Regions from separate parts of the Homo sapiens genome. Here region 1 is linked to region 2. A link is an interaction called in ENCODE POLR2A ChIA-PET data of the cell type or tissue named here. Cell type or tissue: Panc1. All regions are shown on one strand. Links, peaks and the distances in the headings refer to the core of each region. The heading gives the core; the rest is flanking DNA.

What was found. ChIA-PET counts read pairs that join two places held together with the same protein. Peaks named below come from ENCODE experiments on the same cell type or tissue, not always from the same donor. Only the 100,000 strongest peaks of a DNase experiment are listed, where the experiment ranks them.
Region 1: POLR2A ChIA-PET joins it to region 2 with 10 read pairs; 2 of 35 experiments call an interaction of 5 or more read pairs at or near these places.

What each region holds. Positions count from the first base shown.
Region 1 is chr6:106,881,843-106,891,185 of GRCh38, reverse strand. It overlaps LOC105377928 (a long non-coding RNA gene), which reads right to left and starts at 9,248. Exons shown (of 3, transcript XR_942842.3): 1 at 9,206-9,248; 2 at 7,975-8,529; 3 at 7,228-7,306. In Panc1, for the core only: CTCF peaks have their summits at 6,893 and 7,093; no DNase peak of the experiment used is centred there; H3K27ac peaks cover 477 bases.
Region 2 is chr6:106,662,377-106,671,719 of GRCh38, reverse strand. It overlaps QRSL1 (glutaminyl-tRNA amidotransferase subunit QRSL1), which reads right to left. Exons shown (of 11, transcript NM_018292.5): 10 at 8,535-8,740; 11 at 3,303-5,938. The coding sequence ends at 5,718. Among named protein-coding and RNA genes, the nearest start is that of LINC02526, 28 kb to the left of the region's middle. In Panc1, for the core only: no CTCF peak of the experiment used is centred there; no DNase peak of the experiment used is centred there.

The DNA of each region.
Region 1 (9,343 bases), core at 557-8,556, 220 kb before region 2:
CTTGTTAGTCTGTCTTTTGTCAGTTTAATCTACAGGGTCCCAGCTGGAGAACTTAGGAGGGCTCTTTTTCCTCTTCTACACAGAAAGTTTACACAAAAGAGCACTAGCAACAGGGTAGTTATGATGTAGAGAGAACCGAGGAGTGGCTCACTTACTAGGTGTGCTAGCTTAGCCAGGTTAGTAGCTTCACTGACTGGCTTCTCCATCTGTGAAATATTTTTGGGGCGGCATGGAGGAGCAGAACAAGAATTAAATAAGAGTATAATAATAGAATATTCTAGGTTGTGTTACAGAGCTAAATAACTCTGAAATTCAGTGGCTTCAATGGCTTGGTACAACCAAAGTTGATTGATGCGTGGGCCAATGGGGATTCTCTTTCTGGAGACCCTGGGATCCAGGTTCCATCTTCTTGTGATGTAACCTCAATATGTGACCTCCAAGATTGTTGAGGAAAGCAAAGAGAGGATGAGGACTGCATGATATCTTTTTAATGTTCAGACCTGGGAGTGACTTATGTCATTTCCACCCATCCCCCACTAGCCAGTACTGAGTCACATGGCCTCAGTAAAACTGCAAGATGAGCTGGAAAATGTAGTTTCCCAAGTGCCCAGTAAGAGAAAAATAAAATGATTTTTGGTGAAATAATGATACTTCATCAAATGTATGTAAATGTATTTTATAAAATATTATCTCCAACTTTCTCTGATAATGATACTTCGAAATGACCAAAATGGGAAAAGAAGTTAGTAGGCAAAGAGTATAAATGAACCACAAGATGGATAGCCTCCCTCTGAACAATGGAAAAATAATTTTTCTTTCTAGAAGGCACAGAAAAGAGGCCTGTAGGGTGGAAGGTGGAGGATTGAGGGACTAAGAATTGGAATGAGATAAAATATTGTAGGGAAAGAAAAATGTTTCTTTTACCCTCTTGAGCCTGTGAATTAAAATGGCGAAAGACAGATTAACAGGAGACAAAGCATATAGATCTTATTTGATGTTAGTATTTTTACATGGCATGGGGGGCCTCATAGAAAAAAAGTGAAAACCCCCCAGAATTGGTTAGATTCAGGGGTTTATATACTATTTTAGCAAAGGGTGATACGTTTATATACTATTTTAGCAAAGGGTGATAAGTTGTGTGGAAGTCACTAGAAAAGAAAGAGGTTTGAGCTTCTGGGGCACTAAATTGTGGGAATGTGACTAGGAAATGTCTGGGGGAAACTAATGGAAGATAAGCTGTGTTTGTGCAGACTCACCTTGGCACCAACTTTTTATCTCTGGTGATAAGAATGTTCTCTTCCTAGTACTGGGAAGTTACTTTTCATGGGAAATGCATGTTCTGGTTTTAGGCAGAAAGAGGAAGGGCAAAGAGTACTTGTTTCTCAATTGCCTTCAGCTCAAAATAATCAAAAATAAAATAATAAAATAAAAATAAAATAAAATAAAAATAAAATTGTAATAAAAAATAAAATGCTAATAAAAAAAGACAAAGTGGTGTATTTTGGGATGGCACGTTCTGATCCCCTTCAATGTCTTAGTCGGTAAGGTTCACAATTGTGATGAAAGGCTGGAGAAGAAAGTTTTATGTCTGAACTAAAAGCAAATGCCATTTTTAAGAGCCAACAACTCTGTAGCCAACAGAAATGTAAAGTTTACAACATTCATCTGAAGGCAGGAAGTTCCAAACGAAGATCTTTTTTTTGCAAGTAAAAAGAAAGAACTATTGCTGGGAAGCATTTCCAAGTGAAATATTAAGGATGGAAAGTGGCAATAAATGGAGATTTGCAGGGTGACTTCTGCAAGTTAGAAAAATGAAGCAGTGTAAACAGTGTATTATCTTCTGTGATTTGAAGACATGGGTTTAAGCATTCTGGGCCCAGGGCTCTTCAGTAGGATGTGTCACCTTTCAAGATACAGCCATCTTGGCAATATGCCTTTAGGAAGGAGAAATCAGGGTCTATATATATAATATTATAATATATATAAATAAATGTTTATTTTAGCAAAATCAAAGTTTTACATGACACAGGAAACTTTAGAAATGAAAACCCAAAGCCCCAGGGAGAACTGTCTGTTTTTATGCTTAGGTTTCATGAAGAATAGACATCTTCATAGAAATGTGATTGGACAAAGGAGTGTGATCTAACTGTTATAAACTGAGGGCAGGGCAGCAAGGTCTGTCTGTTCAGGTTCTTCCTGACCTCTCTGTGTAGCTTTCCTTCCCCCTGGATATGGGGCAGGACCCCTCTGGAGTGAGGGCGTTAAGGGAGAAGGGAGAGAGTGACCTTTTCTAGGTTTTATGACTTGCTTTCGGGGAGAAAGGTTCTAGTTTCCATGACCCCTCCTTGGGGAAGAGAAATCATCTGGTTTCTATGACTTGCTTTGGGAGGATAAAGACAGGCAGAGGACAGGAGGACAGGAGAAGGTCAGAGAAACCTTGCTTCTGAGGCCTTCCAATCTTCTTTGGTTCCTAGTACTCAGCCCTCCAAAGCACCATACTTTTGTAACTGCCCAGTGGATTCACCTTGCCCACTGCCTAGACAGAACTGATTTATTAAGACACAGGAATTGCGATAGAGAGAGTAATTCACACAGAGCTGACTGTGCAGGAGACTGGAGTTTTGTTATTGTTCAAATCAGGCTCCCTGAGCATGCGGGGATCAGAGTTTTTAAGGATAATTTAGTGGGTGGGCGGCCAGTGAGTCAGGAGTGCTGATTGGTTGGGTCAGAGATGAGATCATAGGGAGTGGAAGCTGTCCTCTTGTGCTGAGTCAGTTCCTGGGTTGGGGCCACAAGACCAGATGAGCCAGTTTATCGATCTGGGTGGTGCCAGCTGATCCATCATGTGCAGGGCCTGCAAAATATTTCAAGCACTAATTTTTGGCTTTACGATAGTGATGTTATTCCCAGGAGCAATTTGGGGAGGGTCAGAATCTAGTAGCCTCCTGCTGCATGACTCCTAAACCATAATTTCTAATCTTTTGGCTAATTTGTTAGTTCTATCAAGGCAAGCCAGTCCCCAGGCAAAAAGGGGGTTTGTTTTGGGAAAGGGTTGTTATCATCTTTGTTTTAAAGTATAAACTAATCCCAGCATTTTGGGAGGCCAAGGCAGGGGCATCACTTGAGGTCAGGACATTGAGACCAGCCTGGCAAACATAGTGAAACCCCATCTCTACCAAAAATACAAAAGTTAGCCGGGCATGGTGGTGGGTGCCTGTAATCCCAGCTACTTGGGAGGCTGAGGCAGGAGAATTGCTTGAACCCTGGAGGCAGATGTTGCAGTGAGCCAAGATCGCACCACTGTACTCCAGCCTGGGTGACAGAGTGAGACTCTGTCTCAAAAAAAAAAAAAAAAAAAATTAAAAAAAAATATAAACTAATTTTCCCCAAAGTTAGTTTGGCCTATGGCCAGGAATGAATAAGGACGGTTTGGAGCACGCAAGATGGAGTTGGTTCGGTCAGATCTCTTTCACTGTCTCAGTTACAGTTTTGCAATGGCAGTTTTACTTTGGGGTATTGTTTTCTGAGCTCCAACAATGCAAGCATACTGTATAGTTTACTTTTTATAACGTTTACTGTTTGCCTTCTCCCGTTGGAATTCAAGCTCCATAAGGGCAGTGATTCTTTTGTTTTTTTTCCACTGATCTGTCCCAAGCTCTTAGTAGACTTACAAAGCATTCATTGAATGGAATCAAGCACACAAATTACTAACTAGCTCCTAATGGGTTAAGTGGCACAGAGGTTTGTTTTCCCCTAAAACAACTGCTGTGAACAGAGTTCTTGTGGAGCCAGGAAACCAAGATGAGGGGGAAATTAGTAGGAACATTTAACCGGTCTTTTTGCATTGCTGATTTTGTATTTCAAGTTATGATCAATGGTGTTAACATTAGTTAAACCATAATTTTTAGCTTCTAAAGTAATTTCTTTGAGGTGTTTTTCTTCCCTTTTAAAACAACTGAGCTCTGTAAAAAGCATAAGCTTCAGTTTCAACTTAACAGAAAAACCTTTAGGTAGAGATAAAATAGAAACCAGCACCTCCATTTGATCTTTCCCTGCCTGGTCTGTTTGAAGAGCGGCTGTGTTTGGACAATGGTGCGTAATGAGATCATTTCTGTTACTGCTTGTGAAGGACTTAGCTTTGCTGTGTTTTCCTTTGGGGTTTAAGAACCTGGACATTTTAGAATGCTTTTTAAAAATTAAATACAGAGTTTCAGTTGCTTTGATGGGGTTTAAAAGGGACAGCAAAAAAGGCCATTGAAGTAATTTTAGAGCTATACTTGAACAGCTACTGAATACTTGTGAAAACATAAATCCATATTAAAAGAGTCAACATTTTATACATAAACCATATTTTGACGGTTTTGTTGTGGTGGGGGTGGCGGTTGTTTTGAAACGTTACCTGTCCTCTAGAAGCACTAAACATTTTCTTTGAATGAATGCCCAAATGATCACCTTTGCCAGCTAGTCCAGGCATTTAGGGTGAAATGTGCATATGTTTAGCAACTCTTCACTTCCTCAGCATGAAAAAGAACACTTTTATCTTCTAAGTGTGGTTTACATTTTTGCATCCTTCAGGTGCATTCCAGAAGATTTGGGAGATATTGACTGAGAGATATGTGTTAGGCACAAGGGTCTAGTGCCTAAGGCTCTGAGTCCTTCTACCGCCCTGTTTTTCTGTTTTGGGCATAGCACACGGAGATGCAGCATTTAGACATTTAAGTGCCACTCTGTATTGGGCATTATATCAAAATTAATTGCATCACCAGGTCCTAGTCATCAATTTTAGTATATTCAAGCTCTGTGACTGTAGTGGGACATTTATTTATAATTTTGTTTCAAGTTGTAATTCTTTATCCAATAACACTGGTCGATTAGCCCCCTGCTGCTACTTGATTAGAATGTCAGCTGTAATAAATAGATCCTCCACTACGTAATTACTTTGCCCCAACAATCAGAATTTTAATGAGCAAATTGGTGAAAATGAGAATGAGATTTGTCATCGTAGGCTGAGCCTGATTATGTCGCCCACAGCTTTGGGTAGAATCACTCCCTTTTTCAACAATGTTAATGGGACTCTCATAAAAATATTCTATAACCTTGTGAACAGCAACCTTAAGGGGTTTTCCTTGAGGTGAGAGATCTGAAATTGGCCATTTGTGATGGTAGAAGTTACCTTGCATTCTAAATCTAATCAGATAAATTGTGCTGATTGCCTGAAACAGATGCCTTAGGCAGAAGTCTCAGAGCAGTACTTGAACCAACCTGCCTGTCATGCTAGAGGATTATTTCTGAAACGACTCTATCCCGTGTTTCTTTGAGTAACTCACTGCTGTGCAAATAGGAGCTGTGTTTTACGTTTGTGTTCTCAGCAATAAGAAAGAGCCCTACTTTGCTGGGTGGCTGACAGGCCTGGCGTGCTAGGTGGCTCATGACTCCCATGACAGAAAATTGTCAGTACATACTGGGAGAATTGTAAACAGGTTAACAGAAGGAAGGAGAAAACAAAGCAAAGTCAGATTAGCTTGAAAGGCAATTTAAAGGTTAAATTTTCACAGAAAAAAAAATTACAATCTTAAGCCCGGTAGAAAATTAGTATTTCCCGCCTGTAATCCCAGCACTTTGGGAGGCTGAGGCGGGCATATCACCTGAGGTCAGGAGTTCGAGACCAGCCGGACCAACATGGTGAAACTGTGTCTCTACTAAAAACACAAATTAGCCGGGCATGGTGGTGGGTGCCTGTAATCCCAGCTATTCAGTAGGCTGAGGCAGGAGAATCACTTGAACCTGGAAGGCAGCGGTTGCAGTGAGCTGAGATTGTGCCACTGTATTCTAGCCTGGGCGACAGAGTGAGACTCTGTTTCAAAAAAAAAAAAAAAAGAAAAAAGAAAATTAGTATTTTCCAATCCTGAAAGTTTCTAAAAATTTATCTTTCAGCAATTTCACATTTTATTGGTTAAATGGCAAAGAAGCCAGAACATGTGACAATTCAGTAGTATTTATTGTTCATAGAAACAAATGTTCTGTTTTAACAGATTTATCAGCTACCTGGAAGAAGTATCTAGTAACAGGGAAAGAAAACTCCGCAGGAGTTTCAGAAACCCTTCCTCCTTTAGCAACCATCATACTAAACATCATGCCACCAAAGTACATTTATTTAGCTTATGACAGAAATCGTGGGGGCAGATGATGAAAACAGTTAAGAATTGTTGACATCTGTCAATAAGGGGTCTTCTTCAGGACTCTATAATAACCTGACTGCACTGGGTCGTTCTACGGTTTTGGGTAATAATGGAATGGACCCCAGGATGTAGCTGGGACCTTCCATCTGGGATCCTTGAAGTCAGCTACAGGCCCATGTCGAGGTCGCCAGCAGCTGAGGCAGAGACAGAGAGAAAGAGAGAGAAAAAGAGACAGAGAGAAAGAGAGAGAGAGAAAGAGAGAGAGAAAGAGAAAGAGACAGAGAGAGAAAGAGAAAGAAGAGAGAGAAAGAGAAAAAAGGAGACAGAGAAAGAGAGAGAGATTTTGGAAGGGATATATTATTTTATATACAAATACAAAAGTGTTGATGTAGTCGTCGTAGGAAATATCAGATTTTTTGAACTCTTCTACATTTATTTATGGTTTTATTCTATTTTTATTTTGAATGACGTGGGTAGGGGATAGGAGGCAGCAATTTGCCCTCTAGATGAATCCTCATGGCTTTGCCCCACAAACTGATTATTGCTGATTTTATAGGGGCCACTCATTACAATGTAAGAGGGGCTATTTCCTTCTATTTTACTGTGCCTAATAGAGAGCGGTTCAAAAAGGCATGAGACTAAGCCAGCAACAAAATGCAATTCCTGAGACCTATATTTGGCAATAGTGAAAAGTCAACAAATGGGTAAAACCTACCCAATGGGTCTGTCCTGTTTCCACAGGGTAACCAGGGCAAACGTGAGACTGTACAGTTTACAACAAGATTGCAGGCTTCTCTTTTGGAATCACCACATCTTGGGTCTCCATTACCTTGAGTACTTTCTTGGTCTTTTTGAGCCTTCCCTGCTTATGTGCACACGTGATTGTTGTTAATGCTGCAACGCTGCCTCTTCTGGTAGTCTGGGATGTGTCAGATAACACCACCGATTTCTTTAATACAGTCCAGAGATGAGCCAATTTGGAAAATAATGAGCTAAATTGTAAGATGTAGTCATATCCCTTCTTAATTCTCTTAGATTTGATTTATTAATCCTTTTTGCATGCAGTATTTATGGGCTGATGAGGACCAGCTGGGCCAGCAGCTTCTCAGCCACAGGTTTCTCAGGCCCTGTGAATGAAGAAAATGGGCAACTGAGCAGTACTACACCCACCCTTGTGCTTGGAGCTCTCTCTGAGAGTTTAAAATCTGCTTACAGTTTCCATATTCTTACATGATGTTTGTTGGGACTCAGAAAATGATATCTTAAAGGCCTCAGAAGTAAAAGTTTTTCTCTGACCTTTTCCTGACCTCCTGTTTCTGGCTCCTCACTTTCCCCTAAGGCCAGCCATGGAAAGTAGAATTCCTCTTCCCCAAGGGGGGTCATAGAAACCAGAACTCCTTTTCCCCCAAAACCAGCCATAAGACCAAAAAATATTACTCTAATTCCGCCTCCCACCTTTTTGTATAAAAACTGGCCATAAAGAAATTATTTCGGCCAGATGCAGTGGCTCACGCCTATAATCCCAGCACTTCGGGAGGCCAAGGCGGGAGAATGGCTTGAAGTCAGGAGTTCAAGTCCAGCCTGGGTAACATAGTGACATTCTGTTCTTAAAAAAAACCAAATAAAAATTAGCAGGAGACTGAGGCAGGATGATTGTCTGAGCCCAGGCATTCGAGGTTGCCGTGAGCTACGTGCTTGTGCCATTGCACTCCAGCCTGGGCAACACAGCAAGATCCTGTCTCAAAAAAAAAAAAAAAAAAAAAAAAAAGAAAGAGAAAGAAATGATCTGACTTACCTTGTTTGACTGTAGGTTATAAAAACTCTATTCCAGAGAGGGTCCTGCCCATACCCAGAAGGCAGAAATCCTGGACAGAGGCCAAGAAGAACCTGAAAAGAGGTTTTGCTGGGTTTCCCCACTGAGTCTATTACCATTAGCTCATATCCTTTTTGCCCAATCATATTTCTACACATCTGTCCATGCTTTGTGGAACCTAAGCATAAAAGCAAACAGTTTCCCCTGTGTCTCTGGGTTTTCATTCTGAAGGCTCCCATGTCACATAAAACCATGATAAATAAATTCTATGCCTTTTCTCTGATTAATCTGATTTTTGTCAGTGATTTTCAGGGAAGTCTTCCCCTTTGCCCCTGTGTGTTTCATTCTAGGCTTTGCAGAGGTTGGAGCACTTCTATTTCCTGGGCCCAGTGCCATAGCTGTTAGTAATCGATTCTCTTTAGAACTGGAATTGTCAGGTTGTTTCAGGACTCTGGTTTGCTTGATTTCCTTCCTAGGACACTTGAGAGTTTTGATACAGAGGCTTCCTTTTCTCCAGTTTTCAGAAATAGAGAAGACCTTTCCAAGGAAACAGGGAGGAAAAAGGATAGAGAAGGCATTTAATTTAGAAGGATAAAATAGATCTTTCATCCATCAAAACACAAAATTACAACAAATGTAGTTTAATGATCTCAGTTGGCTTTATTGCTGTAAACCAAAAATAAAATTCTAAGCCCCCCAACCATTTGACTGGACCCCTCCTCTCAGCCAAAGTTAACCTGTAAAATTTATTCCAAAGTTAGCCTGTAAAACTTATTCCAAAATTAACCTGTAAAACTTATTCCAAAGTTAACCTGTAAAACTAGTTTAGGCCATGATGGGAAGGGGGAGTTGGATATGCCTCATTACCATTAACATCAACACAGACCTTGAGACTGATAGAACAGGCTCTTTAAGTCTGATAAAAAATATTTACAATCTATTCTTTCTGAAGCCTGCTACCTGGAAGCTTCAACTGCATAAAACCTTGGTTTCCACAACCCCTTATCATAACCCAGATATTCCTTTTTAAATAAAATTCCAGATTTTTTTTTTTTGAGACTGAGTTTCATTCTTGTCACCCGGCTGGAGTGCAATGATGTGAACTTGGCTCACTGCAACCTCCACCTCCTGGGTTCAAGAGATTCTCCTGCCTCAGACTCTGGAGTAGCTGGGATTACAGACACCCACCAACACACACGGTTAATTTTTGTACCTTCAGAAGAGATGGGGTTTCACCATGTTGGCTAGGCTGGTCTCGAACTCCTGACCTCAGGTGATCCGTCCACCTTGGCATCCCAAAGTGCTGGGATTACAGGTGTGAGCTACTGCACCCTGCTTAAATTCCAGATCT
Region 2 (9,343 bases), core at 819-8,818:
GTTAAAGGAATTGCACTGAAGATACAGTTATTTTGGAGCCTCGATTATGTCTATATGTTAGAATGGAACTGCTTTTTATGAGGAAGAATTTGGTTCTGTCAAAAACACTTTCCCCATAGGAATATGGGTTGACCATTTTGGGGGAACCTTCATTCTTTTTGTTTGTTTGTTTGTTTGTTTGTTTGTTTGAGATGGAGTCTCGCTCTGTCGCCCAGGCTGGAGTGCAGTGGCGCGATCCCGGCTCACTGCAAGCTCCGTCTCCCGGATTCATGCCATTCTCCTGCCTCAGGAGCCCGCCACCACGCCAGGCTAATTTTTTGTATTTTTAGTAGACACGGGGTTTCACCGTGTTAGACAGGATGGTCTCGATCTCCTGACCTCGTGATCCGCCCGCCTTGGCCTCCCAAAATGCTGGGAATACAGGCGTGAGCCACCGCGCCCGGCCCGGAACCTCCATTCTTTAAAACGCCTGTCAGCCCTGTTCTTCATTTGGTTCACACGTCACGAAGACTTTCAGGTTTTCTATCACTGGAATGGCCAATTCTTTATCAAAAACTCATGGAAATTGCTTATTTTAATTTTTTTGAGACAAGGTCTCACTTTTTTGCTCAGGCTGAGGTGCAGTGGTGCGATCACGGCTCATTGTAACCTCCACCTCCCAGGCTCAAGCGATCTTGATTACACACGTGCACCACCACGCCCAGCTCATTTTCTGTATTTTTAGTAGAGACGGGGTTTCACCATGTTGCCCAGGCTGGTCTCAAACTCCTGGACTCAAGTGATCCACCCACTTCGGCCTTCCAAAGTGCTGGGATTATGGGCATGAGCCACCTCGCCAAGCCTCTGGAAATTGCTGTTTAAATACGTAGTCTAGTGGCCGGGCGCCGGTGGCGCATGGCTGTAATCCCAGCACTTTAGGAGGCCGAGGCGGGCGGATCACGACGTCAGGAGATTGAGACCATCCTGGCCAACATGGTGAAACCCCGTCTCTACCAAATATACAAAAATTAGCTGGGCGTGGTGGCGCGTGCCTGTAGTCCCAGCTACTCGGAGGCCGAGGCAGGAGAACTGCTTGAACCCGGGAGGCGGAGGTTGCAGTTAGCCGAGATTGCCGCCACTGCACTCCAGCCTGGCAACAGAGTAAGACTCCATAAAAAAAAAAAAAATGTAGTCTATCAGTTCTTCCAGATATTTTAAACTTCATTCTCAGGGGAGGCCAGATCATCAGGGAAATATATAGCTGGTCTCTGGTATAAGCTTTCAGTAAATTATAATTTGGCCACATGCCAAATTGTGGCGTCTGTAAGAGTTTACTGTGAGGCCTCTATAAGAAAATGACTGAAATTCATGATTGCATGCATTTATTTATAGCTACAAAATATTGCGTGCTTATTCTGTCAGGTATCATGCTATGTGCTTTCAGTGTGTCACTTAAATTTAATCCCTCCGACTACCCCAAGGAGTGGATATTATCCCTATTTTACAGGTCAGGATACTGAAACTCAAGACAAGTTACGCGGCTCGGAAATGGCAGCAACAAGATTCAATTCAGGGTTGTCTGATTTTTAAATCTGGTGGCCTTACCCCACTAGGAAAGCTAATTTCCCACCATATCATATACTACCCAATATTAAGCATCTATATAGATACCCTGACAAGCATTTTTTGTTTTTAATCTATTTCTGGTTTTATTCTTCTTCCTCACTTTTATTATCACTTCATGGATTTCCTCAACTATTTACTTTTATACAATTGTAATAATATATTTTTAATAAACTGCCTAAAATATTTTTGGGTTTATATTCTATTGAGGTACAAAGAAAAATAAATAAAAAAGCTCCTCCGAAATCCTGTAGTAATTACTTTTACTTAATGTTGCCTTTGGTTTTTTTTTCGTGTTATTTGCCTTTATTAAATTTTCAGGTTTATGTTCTAGTGTACACATTGCTTAAGTTATTAAATAACTGAGGAAAGCCTTCTATTTTAAACTTCCTCTGGGTCCTTCTAAACACAACGGATATGTCTTTTCCTAGGCTTGTGCCTTGGTACAGATAACCAGATGTTTGAAGAAAGGGAGGGGGACTGGGCACGGTGGCTCACTCCTGTCATCCCAGCACTTCGAGAGGCCAAGGTGGGCAGATGGCTTGCGCCCAGGAGTTCAGGACCAGCCTGGGCAACATGGCAGGACCCTGACTCTACAAAAAATTAAAAAAATTAGCTGGGCCTGGTGGTGCCACACTTGGGAGACTGAGGTGGGAGGATTGCCTGGACCCAGGAGGTCAAGGCTGCAGTGAGCAGGACTGTGCCACTGTACTCCAGCCAGGGTGAGGGCAAGACCCTGTCTCAAAAAAAAAAAAAAAAAAAAATAATAATAATAAAAGGGAGGGGGATTAAAAGTAGTTAATGAATGAAAATTTATAATAAGAGATATTTTTAAAGTTCCATTATTTTACTCCCCTGCTTTTTATTTATTATTTATTTTTTAATTTTTTGAGATGGAGTCTCACTCTGTCGCCCAGGCTGGAGTGCAGTGGTGCACTCTCGGCTCACTGCAAGCTCTGCCTCCCAGGTTCATGCCATTATCCTGCCTCAACCTCCTGAGTAGCTGAGACTACAGGCGCCTGCCACCGCGCCTGGCTAATTTTTTGTATTTTTAGTAGAGATGGGGTTTCACCATGTTAGCCAGGATGGTCTCGATTTCCTGACCTCGTGATCCGCCCGCCTCGGCCTCCGTAAGTGCTGGGATTACAGGCGTGAGCCACCGCGCCTGGCCTACTCCCCTGCTTTGAATCAAATAAGGTATGGCACACGGCTTGCTGAATCCCGAGGTCTACTTATTAGTACCTGCTTATTTCTTTTCACTATCCTTCAGATTCTGTTTAAAATCCTAAAGTTACTTATTTACATTAGGAGGTGCAGCTATTTCCTAATAGGAATAAGCACTTTTTTTTGTCATTTTGCAAGCTCCTCTTCTATACCATGCCATCTTTAATTTTAAACAGCCCAGTCTGATGTCATCACAGAGGACCCGGTGTCAGCCACTCAAAGGGAACATTCTGCCTCCTGGGTTTCAGGTGCTTTTTTTGGTAACGCTAAGTGTGGGCCAGCGTGGAACAGTGGTTTTCCCGCTTGCTCCTTTGGCTCTCTGTGGTGGCAGAGCACCATGTTTTATGATCACATCATTTTTTCACTCTGACACGTGTTCAAACTTTTGCTTTGGTTTGGGTCTTTCAGGTGTTATCAAGGAACTCATCTTACACGTGTAGACATCTTCACCTTTCAAAAACACTCTGTTCTGGAAGTTCTGTTGCTAATAATTTTAGAGTTTAATTAGCTGAGACAAAGAAAGTATTTGCCACTTAAATTCCCAGACAGTGACTTGGCAAAATGAGACCTACTAGATTAAGAGTAAAAATGAAGAGAAAAGAAAAACAAATTAGGTATCATTTCATGGTAGTTGGGTATCAGTATATGAGAACGGTAAATGTTTCACTTTTTAATTTCCAGATTCAAATTATTAGTGCAGCTCATGTAGAGATACAGGAACAAGAGATTTAATATTATTTGAAATAATATTGAATACTGAATAATATCATTGAATATATAATATTGAATATTATTATTTCGGCCAGGTGTGGTGGCTCACGTCTTTAATCTCAGCACTTTGGGAGGCTGAGGGAGGCAGATCACTTGAGCCCAGGAGTTTGAGACTAGCCTGGGCAACACAGGGAGAGCCCATCTCTCTCTCTCTCTCTTTTTTTTTAAATTCATTACATAAAAACAGATTGGGGCAACGGTTTGTTTATTTACTTGCTTTTGACATCATATTTGCTCCTTCAACTAAAATGGTTTCCTCCATCTAGGATGTTGTGGTGTCTGAGCAATTAAAAAACTTAAAACGGTTTCCTCTTGCTATAAAGTAATGCAATTTTCTCTCATGGATTTCTTCCTCTTTCAGGGATTCAGAGTCAAAATCTATAGGAATATTACTAAGCCTGGCACATAAGACTTTTATGTGAAGTTAATCAGGTTGAGTATTTGGGAGCGGGAGGATCTCAGAGAGGACAGAAAACTGTTTATGAAAACTAACAGGTGACGATGAAACATTCCAGTGGTTCTGCAGATGATTCTGACTCATTATTTTCTCTTCATGAACGTCATATTTAGAAAACAATTTTTTTTTACTAAACAAAGTGAATTTATTAAGTAACAATTCAGCTTTCATTTATCAACAATATGTAAGTGCTAGATTAAAATACCTGATCAATATGAGATGACAATGGTGTTCTAGTGAAGACACAGAAATCCAGTGATGAAGCCTTATCATGAGTAAATGGATGGTTTCCATTAGATTTTGTCAAATATTGAATACAGATATCCATTAATATCTCTGGGCTCGAGGGTCCCAAATAAAAAACACTCGTAAAGACAGTCAAGAGGAAAAGGAAACCATGAGATATAGAGAATCTGGGGTAAGGCAAGTTCTTGCCATGCGCATCCCCTCTTCTGCTTCATCAGCAAATTATCTGCATGTTTTTCAGAGTGTATGTTACTTGTGTATTTTGAACCTTTTTCACTAATACCATGCTCTGCTATCTACCAAGTTTCCAATCTGTGATGGTCTGTTAGGTTACAATAAATGTTTCGATGACATTAATGAGCTCATTTGTGATCAGTAAATAGGAGCATGAACTCAGTGTAACATGGAGTTGTTCTGGCTTCTAGGCATGGGCTCCGGAATAGCAGAAGTAAAATTGTAACTCTAAGGAGGAAAGGAAAGTTCTCAGTCATTTCAGCTCTTTCTTAGGGAAATAAAAGGAGTCCCTGCAAGTGGAGCTCCTCCCCAGAGAGGCATACCCCTGAGATTTGCATGATTCTGGGCCCTGACTGGTTGCATTTCCTCCTGTGCTCAAAGTTCCTCTTCCACCTGCTCTGCTCAGCGCTCAGAAGCCAATAATCGCACTCAATTGTTTCTGTGCATTTTTAACAACCCCTGAGGCGGCCTTCACCACATGATAAGTTGCCTGCCTAGGCTATCCAAGTTACCTCTAGAAGGACTATTCATGTTTTTGTTAGTGCTTTAGTTACACAGATGTACAATTTTTGAGAAGTTTATCCCTAATCTTATTTTTACTGTAAACTCTTTAATGAACATTATGGCAGAATGCATTGTCTTTGAGGAACAGGTATCTTGTGTTATTGTAGAAGTATTGTACACTTAGTGGATGCTTACTAAATGCTGACACGTTATTTATTATTAATTGTCACAGGAATTTTAAAAAGTAATTCCATGGAATGACTGTATTAACAAGAACCTAATTACAAGAATTGAGCAAGACCATTTGACTCTCTAGAATATAGAATCTCTGTACGTCATTTTATTTTATTTTATTTATTTATTTTGAGACACAGTCTTGCTTTGTCACCCAGGCTGGAGTGCAGTGCAGTGGCATGATCTCGGCTCACTGCAACCTCCACCTCCAGGGTTCAAGTGATTCTCCTGCCTCAGCCTCCTGAGTAGCTGGGACTACAGATGCCCGCCACTAAGCCTGGCTAATTTTTGTATTTTTAGTAGAGACGGGGTTTCACCATGTTGACCAGGCTGTTCTAGATCTTCTGACCTCATGATCCGCTCGCCTTGGCCTCCCAAAGTGCTGGGATTACAGGTGTGAGCCACTGCACCCAGCCTAAAAGTCATTTTAATTTGTAAGATATGTTTACTGTTTTAGAGAGACAGAGGCTAACTTTTCATTTTCAAGGACTGCTGAACAATCATCCATGAGTTCTTGAAGTTGAATAACAGGAAACTGTACTTGTTTTTCAAACCATTTGGCTACTGTAAGAAGCTGCTGGTCACAAAACGCACGTCCAATAAACTGCAGTCCTATTGGCAACCCTTGGTTTGAGAGTGCAACAGGGATACTCACTGCTGGCAATCCTGGGAAAAGAAGGAAACCCAGTAGGTGATTAATTCTCCACCCTAATTAGCAGAGACCTCTTCCACTTTCCAGTGCTAATAAGTACAATACAGGATAAGGTTTAAAAAACAACCAAAAATATTATGCTATATAATGCTTTTGTACTATGTTTTGTTTACTTAACAATATATCTTGGAAATCATTCTGTATCAGTTCACAGAAACCTTCTTCATTCATTTCTTATTGCTGTATAGTACTCCATTACTTGGTTTTACCATAATTGAGTAAACCAGTCTTCTGTGGTTGGGTATTTAGATTGTTTTCAATATTTAGCTATTTTATACAATGCCCCAGAGAATTACTTTGTGTATGTATTTTTTTGGTATTCTTGAAATCTTCTTAGATGAGGAGGAGATTGCTTCATCAAACGACAAATGCATATGTAATTAGATATTGCAAAATTCCCCTGCAAAGAAGTTGTACCATTTTGAACTTCCACCTATAGCCTTGCAGACAGAGTGTGTTGTTCAGTTTTTGAATTTTTGGCAATCCATTAGATGAGAAATTAGCTCAGGGTAGTTTTAATTCCAGGTTTGGGCAGAGAAAGTACAAAATCCCAGACCATCTTGTTATACAATAAAACAAGTTTTCAAAAATTAAAATGGGGACAGTTTTAAAGGATACATATAACTTGAAGGGGCTCTTATTGGCCAAATTTAAGGCAATTTGACCATCAAAAACAATACTGACAGTAATTGCTTATAATACATTGAATTAAAGAAAAAAAGGAAGGCTCTTCTTTAGAGAATACTGCTAGCTAATAAATGTAGAAGGAATGACAGATTTAGTAAAGCCAGAATTTTGTAATTCTCTAGCTAATATTTCAAGGATGATCAATGAATGCTAAAACTGGGTTCAAGATAATTGGAAAATAGGATATTCACATGGTCTCAAAATATTACTCCAGAAATTGCTTAAAAAAATGATAAAAGGAAAAATGTACCTTTTTATAAGGAAACATCTAGCAGTTACTTCCTTAGCGAAGTGATCAACTTGGTTTCCAAAAGTGAGACAAACTGATATTAACTGTTTCCTGACATGAAGATTATGTAGTACTTCTACCAAAAATGTTTAACTCAACCCAATCATGAGGAAGCAATCTGACAAATCCTGATTATGGATGGGACATCTTACAGCACAAGTGGACTGGGCTCTTAACATTTTTTAAGTGCTAAAGATAAGAACTGTTGAACCAGAGTTCTACATCCAGCAAAAATAACCTTTAAAAATCAAAGGGAAATCAACACATTCTCAAAAGGAAAGCTATGATAATTTTTCATCAGCAGACCTACCCTAAAAGAAAGGCTAAAGAAATTTCTCTAAACAGAAGTGACAAAATAAAGAATCTTGGTACTTCAGGAAGGAAGAATGAACACAGTAAGCAAAAGTATAGGTAAATGTAATAGACTTTCCTTTTCCTCTTAAGTTTTCTACATTATGTTTGATGATTGAAACAAAAATTATAGCATAGCCTGATGTGGTTTTAAAGAAAAAAGAGAGGTGGGGTGATTGTTCTAGATTTTAAAAAGATACCATAAACCAATGTAATATATCAGGAGGAAAGACAACTTATAAAAGACACTTTTGGTAGAACTGAGAAAATTTGAATATAAACCATATTTAAATTATTCTTCAATCATGTTAGTTTTCTTAGGTATGACAATGGAATTGTGGTTCTGTAGGAAAATTTATCCTTATAAGATTTGTACAAAAGAATTTAGGGGTGAAGTGTCATGACATCTGAAACTTTCAAATGATTCAGGTAAAAACAAAGTTGTTTGTGTGGTGAGTGTGGGTGTGTAGAAAGAGGAAGAGAAGGGCAAAGCAAATATAATGTTAACAAGATTACATCCAGGTGAAGGGCATATCAGCATTCATTATACCACTTTTTCAGCTTTTCTGTGGGTTTAAAATTTTTCAAAATAAAAGTTAAAAAAAACTACTAAGTGTGTTGTGTTTGTGTGTGTGTGGTGAGAGTGCATGCAAGTGTACGGATATGGTTTGGATCTGTCTCCCCACACAAATCTCATGTTGAATTGTAATCCCCAATGTTGAAGGTGGGGCCTAGTGGAAGGCAACTGGATCATGGGGACGGTTTCTCATAAACGGTTTAACACCATTCCCCTTGGTGCTGTTCTCGTGATAGTGAGTGAGTTATCACAAGACCTGGTTGTTTTAAAAGTGTGTAGCACCTTCCCCCTTTCTCTCTTGCTTGGGCTGGGCCATGTAAGACATGGCTACTTCTCCTTCACCTTCCACTGTGAATTTAAGTTTCCTGAGGCATTCGCAGAAGTGGAAGCTGCTCAGCTTCCTGTACAGCCCGCAGAACTGTGAGCCAATTAAACCTCTTTTTTAAATTAAATTATCCAGTCTCAGGTATTTCTTTATAGCAGTGTGAGAACAGACTAATACATGTACACACACACTCACTCCTAAGCATTCCAAAAGGATAGACTTTTGCTTTTCGGAAACCATCTAGCTAGAATCTTAAGTTGAAGACCAGGGTACCTGCCTAAGAATTTGAAGAAAATCAGAATGTTCCTGAGGAATCCTCACCTGCCATATTTACAGCTTGTGTAAAAATATCATCCTGGGCACTTCGGGTTCTGTTGTCCTCTTTGATGAACTCCAAGTATGGTACTGCCTCACTCAAGGTGGTGGGAGTTAGCAAGACATCTACTCCAGAGTTAAAAGCATTTACAAAGTCATTAGCAATGAGGCGTCTCACTTTCTGTGCTTTGACAAAATAATTTTCATAGTTTCTGTGGGAAAAAAGTAGGTGATGTTTTTAAGGATTTTTTGTATTTTTCTTTTAATCAATTATCTTACATTAGGCTTGATAAAGAACCATTGGATTTCCATTTTCTGGCTGAATAAAAAGTTTGGCTTGCCTGTGTAATGCCCATTCCCTTCCCCCTGGCTCCCCAGTGGTGGGGCGTATATGAGAGAGGAGTGTTTTTCTATCATAGACGCCATAGGGGAAAGTTTGGGGATGAAGCAGAGCTTAAAGGCATTTCAATTAAGTTAGAAAACTGAAACAGACTGTTGAGAAATCTTTGCCACTTTTCCCACCCCAAAACAGCCTGGGGCCTGACATCTTCTGCCCTGGGCCCCTTTCTCTTGATGTGGAAAGTCTGAATGCAGTATTTATAGACTTCTAAGGTTTTAAAATCCTGCATCAGGAAGAAAACCAGAAATACTGGTTGGTTAAATAAAGAGTTTAGGCATTGTTTAGGGAAAAAAAAAAAAAAAGAACCACTGGATTCTTGGCTTTTATGAGGAGGCACCATTAAGATTCTTAACATAAAAATGAATTCTCTTCCACTGTGTTGCCACTCTAAAAGTTTGTATATATAAATTAATCA